Regions from separate parts of the Homo sapiens genome. Here region 2 is linked to region 1. A link is a loop called in an ENCODE intact Hi-C map of the cell type or tissue named here. Cell type or tissue: pancreas. All regions are shown on one strand.

Region 1 (4,000 bases):
CTGTGAGAGGTCTTCATGTATTCTAGATGCAAGTCCCTAATCGTATCTGATTTGCAAATATTTTCTCCCATTCTGTGGGTTTTTTTTACTTTCTTGATAGTGTCCTTTGATGCACAAAAGTTGTTAATTTTCATTAAGTCCAGTTTATGTATCTTCTTGTTTGTCATTCCTGCTTTTGGTGCCATATCTTAGACTCCATTGCCAAATCTGAAGTCACGATGATTTCCCACTGTTTTCTTCTAAGAGTTTTATGGTTTTAGTTCTTACATTTAGGCCTTTGATCCGTTTTTGATTAATTCTTCTATATGGTGTGAGGTGAGAGTCCAACTTCATTCTTTTGCATGTGGCGATAGAGTTGTCTCAGCATTTGTGGAAAGACTATTCTTTCCTCACTGAATGGTCTTGGCCCCTTTGTTGAAAATACATTGATTATAGACACATGGACTCCCATTGATTTATATGTCTATCTTAATGCCAGTGTAATACTATCTTGATTACTATAGCTTTCTTAGTAAGTTTGAAATAGGTGTGGAGTCCTAATTAGGAAAGAGGAGTCAAGCTGGTGGGACCAAGGGAAAGCAAAGAGATAAAGCAGGTAAGCGACAAGTCTGCCTTTCTTCATGGTCCAGAACACGCAGCCCTCCTGCGCAAACAGCTCACAATTTTCCTGTGCCGAGCTATTACCAGACACCTGCAAGTTAGCTCACTGTAGCTTTGGTGTTATTGGTACTGCACAAAGCCCTCTTCAGCATAAATGCCACCCTATAAAATCCCCAGCAAGCCTTGGTCTCCTCATAGTCAGCCTCTCTCCTGTGGGCTGCCCGCTGCCTCCTCGAAATGTATTTTCCTACTTTCTCTCATAAATCTGCCTTTCTTTACCTACAACTGTCTTGGTAAATTCATTACCCCCATGCCACTGGCTGAGATAGCCATTGCTCCCCAGCAACAATAAGGACACATGAGTCCTACTACTTTGATCTTCTTTTTCAGGATTGTTTTGACTAAAACAATCCATCAAATTTTAGAACCAGTGGGTCAATTTCTACAGAGAAGTTGGCTGGAGTTCTAATTGGGATTGTATTGAATTTGTAGATTGGGTTTGAGACAGCCAAATGCCCAGAATCTCTGCCCCATCTGACAAGTGTTTACACCAGATGCTTTTGTGCAGATGAGGGAACCTGCCCAGGGCCTTGTCTGCACATGCCCACATGCGCACTGGGGAAACGGGTGAAGCCACGGGCAGGGGAGGAGCCTGGCCTCTTCAGTTCCTGTGTGGTGGCCTGGGATTCCATTTGTGAGGTGGGAGCCTGTTAGCAGGACTCCATCTCACTTTGCTGAGTTTTCTTTTTCTTTTCTTTTTTTCCCTTGTCACCCAAGAAAATCCTGCTCTACTCACCCTTCAATGTGTTCGTGTGCCTAGATTTTCCTGGTCATGTGACAAGTACCCAGTTTCAGCTGAACTAAGGAGCAAAATTCTGCAATAGTTTGTATATTGCCATCTTAATATAGCAAGACTTCTGAATCCATACACGTGGGATATTTTTCCATTTATTTAGATCTTCAATTTTTGTGGATGACGGTTTGTAGTTTTTGGAGTATAAATTTTGTACTTCCTTTGTTTATTCCTAAGTACCTATTCTTTTGATACTTTTGAGTATGGAATTGTTTTCTTAGTTTCCTCTTCAGATTGCTCATTGCAAGTATATAAAAACACAATTGATTTTTGTGTATTGATCTTGTATTCTGCAACCTTGTTGAACTTGTGGATTAGTTCTACAGCTTTTTAGTGCATTCCTTAAGATTTTCTATATGCAAGATCATATCATCTGTGAATAGAAATAGTTTGCTTCTTCCTTCCCAATTTCGATGTCTTTTATTTTCATGTCCAGTGAGGCTTGCACTTTTCTAAATTCTGTTGCAAATTAAACCATCCCTTTGGGAAGAGAATGGGAGCTGTTACGAGGGTCTGCTTCTTCCTCTGGGCAAAATCTCAGAGCCCTGGAGCTCGGAGTGGGAACAATGGCGATCTTCTCTCTGAGTGACACCCCAGGCTCTGTGCTCCACTGTGTGTGTGTGTTGGAGGGACACACAGGTCTTCTCGGCGTGACTCTCCCAGCATGGAACCAATGCCTATGAACCAGACCAAGGGGATCTTGGCTCCTGTAGTCTTAGGATCACCATTCCCAAGGCTGCAGGCTAAGCATCCACTCCACAAACAGGAAATGGGCAGAACAAGAGCATCTCCAGCGTGGGGCCACACTCACCTGGGATTTAGTCTCAGCAACAGGCAACTGCAGACAAGATGAGAAAAGTAAGGCCCTGCCCCTTCCAGGAAGAAGGCCCTTCGACTAGGAGCTGTGGGGAGCAGAGCCCATGCACTTGGCTGCAGCTTCTGGTGTGCATCTGCATTGCTGAGCTGGAAGCAGTGGGGAGACAGCAGGTTTTAGCTCATATACCAGGGACATTTGCTGTTCTTGTCAAATTACAGTAGCTTTTCTTGAATATATGTTTCTTCTTAGGACCATACAGCAGAGACTCTAAATGACTGTGTTTTAACCATTTTCAAAAGTTTTGCTGGGGAGTGGGTTGAGAGAGCTCCTCATGCGGTCATTCTGGGGGTCTCTCATGTGGATCCCACTTGAAATCCATTTGTCATTGAGTTTTCAGTCTTGGGCAGAGGTATTCATCTCTGAATTTCTTTTTACATAAACTCTGATTGCAGCCTTATTTGTAATAGCCCAAAACTGGAAACCACCCAAATGCTCATCAACAGGTGAATGGATAAACACATTGTGATAGATCCGTACGATGGAACACTACTCAACGTTATGCTAACTGAAAGGCAGACAAAACGCAGATACTTGATGAACCTATACACATAAAATCCAGAAAGTGCAAAGGCACCCATAGGGAACCTTCGATGGGCAGAGGGTGGTGGGTAGGGGGACCGAAAGGCTCAGGGAAACCTGGGGAGTGATGAATATGTTTACTGTCTTGACTGGGGTGCTGGTGTCATGGGTGTATCATATGACAAACCTATCACATACACTTTGAATATGTGTTTACTGTATGCCAATCACATCTGAATAAAGACATGAAAAATGAAATCAGGAGTGAAAGTCCAATTGTTGGCTCTATAGTTTCTCTCATGTTGATTTGTGCTACTGGCTGACCAGCTAGCTAGATATGTTTATTCCATCAACCAACTGGTCTGCAGTGCTCCAGAAGCAGCTGAGACTCCCCTGAAAACGAACTGTTTCTCTCCAGCATTGTGCATTAACTCGGCAAGTGTCCTTTGTTAAAGAATGGAGTCAACTGAGACATGAAATAGCCAGTTATCAAGCCCCAAACTGATGCATTCTTGAGAAAAATGGTTGACTTTCCCATGGCTTCCCTTGAAGCCCTGGAAGCCCACAGTAAATCATCTCTGAGGCAGGTTTGCTCCAGTTGGGCCTTTGAACAAAGCCAGCACACAGGACCATGCAGGGCCCGCCTGAGCTTGGAGCAGCACCTTCCCAGTGGTGCACCCTGCTGGGCCTGCAATCTTCCTGTATCACACACCTCGAGGTACCTGAGGATCAATTATATTTTAATTTATTATGAAATCTGAAACTACTATAAGCTTCTTGGGGATAGGTACAGGCCAAAAGTCTTAAAAGGTTCAAGCACTTCCGGAACAAAAACCCCTTCATTAGAATTAACTATCACAATCACCATCAAAATCTTGCACTTACAGGGAAAGGGCCATGGTGTAACTATGAGGTTACTCTAGGATGTGTAAGATGCAGGGGGCAGAGGTTATTGACCTTAGACAAGAGAGGCTTTTAGGATTCACAGTCAAGCATTTATAAGGTGATTTTAAGGAGTATGAAAGCCTGCTGATATTCATTTTCACAGAGGGCAGAACTCCACTTCTGGGTGAAAAGTGAGGTTATGAAAGAGCAGTACCAGTATCCCAGGCTGGGACCCACACAGGATGCAGGGGTACATGATTTTCGGT
Region 2 (4,000 bases), 150 kb after region 1:
GTCTCTTCCCCAGGAGCCAGGACTCTAAGCACAGTCAGCAGCGGGGGTCTCTCCCCCAGGAGCGAGGACTCTACGCACAGTCAGCAGTGGCGATTTCTCCCCCAGGAGCGAGGACTCTAAGTACAGTCAGCAGCGGGGGTCTCTCCCCCAGGAGCCAGGACTCTAAGCACAGTCAGCAGCGGGGGTCTCTCCCCCAGGAGCGAGGACTCTACGCACAGTCAGCAGTGGGGATTTCTCCCCCAGGAGCGAGGACTCTAAGTACAGTCAGCAGCGGGGGTCTCTCCCCCAGGAGCCAGGACTCTAAGCACAGTCAGCAGCGGGGATCTCTCCCCCAGGAGCGAGGACTCTAAGCACAGTCAGCAGCGGGGGCCTCTCCCCCAGGAGCGAGGACTCTAAGTACAGTCAGCAGCGGGGGTCTCTCCCCGAGGAGTGAGGGCGGCTGGGCAGTCAGGACTTTGTACTGGATCTCTGGATAAAAGGAGCGGTCCAAGGCACTGGAGTGCTGTGTTTTATGTTTAATGCATAAAGGGAGCCACTGCCTGCCCCAAACCAGGTACCTTCGAAACATCACGATGGCCCTGAGGCTGCACCTAGACCTGAGCACGTAGCATGGAAGTCATTCTGGCAGTGGCCGTGGTCTCTGTGGAGGTCTCAGCTTCCGGGCCGCCAGGCAGCCCAGTACAGAAGTTCATCTGTGCAGTGCAAAGGCTCGAGGTGGAGGCCGGGGAGCAGCTACGAGGCCCTTCACCCCACAGGGAGCTGCAGGTTCATGTCTCATGCGTGCCACACAGTGCAGGGCATTCTTATGGCATGTTTAAAACTAAGACCACACGTGTGTGCCCCGGGGGTGAGGCGCAAGCGTGGCCTGTGTTCTAACTGGCGCTTTTCTTTGTCTCACTAGCCCGTTTTACGGAGAAGACTTTTACTGTGAAATTCCTCGGAGCTTTCGTCACCTGTCCTTCTACATTTTCGATAGAGACGTTTTCCGGAGGGATTCCATCATAGGTAGGTGATGAATGAGCATTTACTTCCCCTTTTCTGCCTGTTCTGTACCAGGCGAGTATTAGCATTTCAGTCCAGAGCCTGGCTGGATGGTGCTGAGGGGTCGCTGCAGGGCTTGAGGTCACAGCAGCCCTGGGTGTTCCTCCTGATCTGCTCTTGGGATCTGGCCTGGCATCTGTGGTCCCTGCTAGAGCATCACACCAGGCTCAGGTCAGTGAGCACTGCCAGTCGAGGCTTCCATGGCCCCTCAAGGCAAGAGCACAGCATCTCTGGCCCTCTTCAGACAACTTCCCAGGGCTGTTCCCCGGGGCATCTGTGGGGGGACCTTTGCATGGATGTGGGGCCTCCCTCCTCACCACGTCTTGGCTGTCCCTGTCCCAACTTTAGTCCCCACAGTGTGGGCACAGGAAGGGCGGGTGGGGGTGGGGGCATGTTGCCTCAGTTTCCCCCTGGTTTTTGGGGCAATACTGTTACTTCCAGGAGATGGTGTGTTTGGAGCAGGGGTGGGGCTGCTCTTGGAGAAAGCTCATGGGCAGCCCTGCCTGGTATCACAGGAAGGCGGCATCCTGTAAGTTGTGGGGCCTCTGGGCAGAGTGGACTTCAGGTTACTCGGGGAGCTCCTTGTTCCTAAATGCAGCCAGAGGACCCCGTCAGGAGCAGACCTCACGCAGCAGGCGTGGGAGGCTGAGGGATCAGGCTAATTCCCGCCGTGACGCTGGGAGAGCCAGGAAGGGAGGAGGGGTCCTGTGGCGCCTGAGCTCACGCCCAGGACGGGCGGCCGGGGAGCCAGTGTGTACTGGCTGCCACAGCCTGAACCCAGACCCCAGGTGGTGCAGGCTCCTCGTCTTCATGGCTGCCGGGATGCTGAGTGGGACAGGGCGAGAGGAGGAGTCCCCCAGGGGGACCCCCAGCTTGGCCCCAGGCAGCCTGAGGGCCCGGGGGTGCAGGAGGCCAGCGAGGCCACGAGGGTGCTGTGCGTGGGCGGGGTCCCGGTCCATCTGACGCTCGCTGCTCACACTGGCTCCTCACACCGTGTCACGGCCGCTCCACCCCACGCCGGCTGCCCCCTTTCCCCAGCGCTCACCTGTGTCCCTCAGCTGTGGGCTTTCTTCATCGTCCCTGTTCCTCTGTTTGTGAGCCATGGACCAGGATCTGTGATCTGATCCATTCCCAGTGCTTGGCACACAGAAGTGAGAGGCACGGCCAAAGGTCCACCTCAGAGCTTGAGTGTCCTAAAACCCAGCCTGTCCCCACTGGGCGGCCGGCAGCTAGTGTGTGTCAGCACGACGTTGAGAGAGAGAGGGGGCATGAGAGAAACGGGCTAGTAGGTAACGCGTAGGCTGTCTGCACTCTGCCATGTCCCGGGCCTCCACAGCAAGTCCCCTGACAGAGATGAGATGCCTATCCTGACCAGTCTTGCTCTCTGCCTGGCATTGAGAGGGGCTTGGCTGGGTGAGAGGCCCTCGGGGCCGGGCAGGGCCTCACCTGGCATTGATAAGGCCAGTGCCCCCTCACCATTGCAGGGGTCGGGACCCGGACATTTTTGGGACTGTTGTTCACTGTACCCAAGTGATTATTCTTAGAAACTGCTGTGTTTTTCATAGAAGTCTCCAGAGTTTGTTTAGAAAATACATGGAATGGGTCACATGGATCTCAGATAATTGACATTTGACTTCATTTTGAGCGGGAACACTGTGCTGGGTGCTTCCGCAGCGGACACCCTGGCCCTGAAATGCGGCTGCAGAAGGTGTCTGAGTGCAGCGGGCACCTGACCCCCCTTCAGGGTCTTGCTGTGCTGGGCTTCATGGAGCCTTGTCGGTGAGATGGTCTTGAGGGTCCAGCGTGACCCCTGCACCCCCTTGCTCAGTGTCTGCCTGGGAGGCCCTCAGGTTCAGGCCCATAGCTTTATGTCGCGTTCAAGCTGGGTGCTGCGGAAGGGTTCCCTCTTCCTCTCTCCCTCTGACCAGGGCATCGGCTCCAGGGCTAGTGGCTGGCAGTTCTCCCTCCTGCCTCCGGGCTCAGCCGCTGTGCACCCCACTCCTGAGGCACCTCCTTCTCCATCCCCATGTCCTGCCATGCCCACCTCTGGGACTGGGGCCTGCTGCAGGAGATGGCCTCCGACCCCGCGGCATGGGTGGGCTGCCCTCCGTGACCTGCCTCCCCTGCCCCACTCGTTGGTTGTGGTTCTCTTGCCTGTTGTGCTGTGTCCACTGGACAGAGCTTCCTGGAGCCCATGGTCCTGCAGGGCAGGCCTGTGTCTCGCTCCTGTGTTCTCAGCCCCTGCCAGGGGCCTCCAAGGGTGTTCTCAGAAGAAAGGGAGGCATGGAATCCAGATTATTCAGCGGAGGCTAATGGTGTATCTGGCGGGGCTCAGCCTGTGCCGGGCGCCACGCGCGAATTGAGGTGTGACCGTGTGTCAGGCCTCGTCACCAGCTCCGTTTATACTCGAGAATCCACAGGGACTTGATTCGTTCTCGAAGGTGTATGAGACATTTTTTGAGCGACAACCCTAAGGAAAAAGAAATTTAAAAAATTTTTGCACATTTTAGTAAGAGAAGCTGATCAAGTTAGTTCTGGAGTTATATGCTCTGAAAATAACCAAATAAGATGTTTATTAATCATTCTGTTGACGTCGTCTGCTAGTAGTTCTTGGTGGCTTTACGATTATGGTGACTGGACTTAGATGTTTCACTGTGGCTTTCGCAGCTATGAAAATGGGTGGCTGTCTGGATCTCCGGTAACGATTTATCTTTATGATGGTAATTATGTTGTTACCGGGCATGAAACACCAGGTTCTGGGGAATGCGTTTCTGGGTGGAAGTGCGCGGTGGCCACTGGCTTCCTGGCTGCGTGGTTCTCCTGGTTCTCGTTTCTAGCAGCCGCCCACGCCCTGAGGAAACCCCACCTGCCAGCAAGTTTCCCTTGGGGCAGCCACAGCTGTGCTCAGTTGCAAGTTCAGGTCCAGGAGTGAGAGGTGCACTGGCAGGTGCCAGAAGGA

Evidence for each region. Peaks named below come from ENCODE experiments on the same cell type or tissue, not always from the same donor. Only the 100,000 strongest peaks of a DNase experiment are listed, where the experiment ranks them.
Region 2: it touches region 1 in a loop (3-fold over the local background); 1 of 110 quality-filtered maps calls a loop at or near these places.

The regions. Positions count from the first base shown.
Region 1 is chr13:114,200,970-114,204,969 of GRCh38, reverse strand. The region is part of intron 3 of CFAP97D2 (CFAP97 domain containing 2); the gene reads right to left. Among named protein-coding and RNA genes, the nearest start is that of CFAP97D2, 24 kb to the right of the region's middle. In pancreas, no CTCF peak of the experiment used is centred here; no DNase peak of the experiment used is centred here.
Region 2 is chr13:114,049,057-114,053,056 of GRCh38, reverse strand. RASA3 (RAS p21 protein activator 3) reads left to right here. Exons shown (of 24, transcript NM_007368.4): 3 at 902-1,005. Among named protein-coding and RNA genes, the nearest start is that of RASA3-IT1, 59 kb to the left of the region's middle. In pancreas, no CTCF peak of the experiment used is centred here; a DNase peak (open chromatin) is centred at 1,726.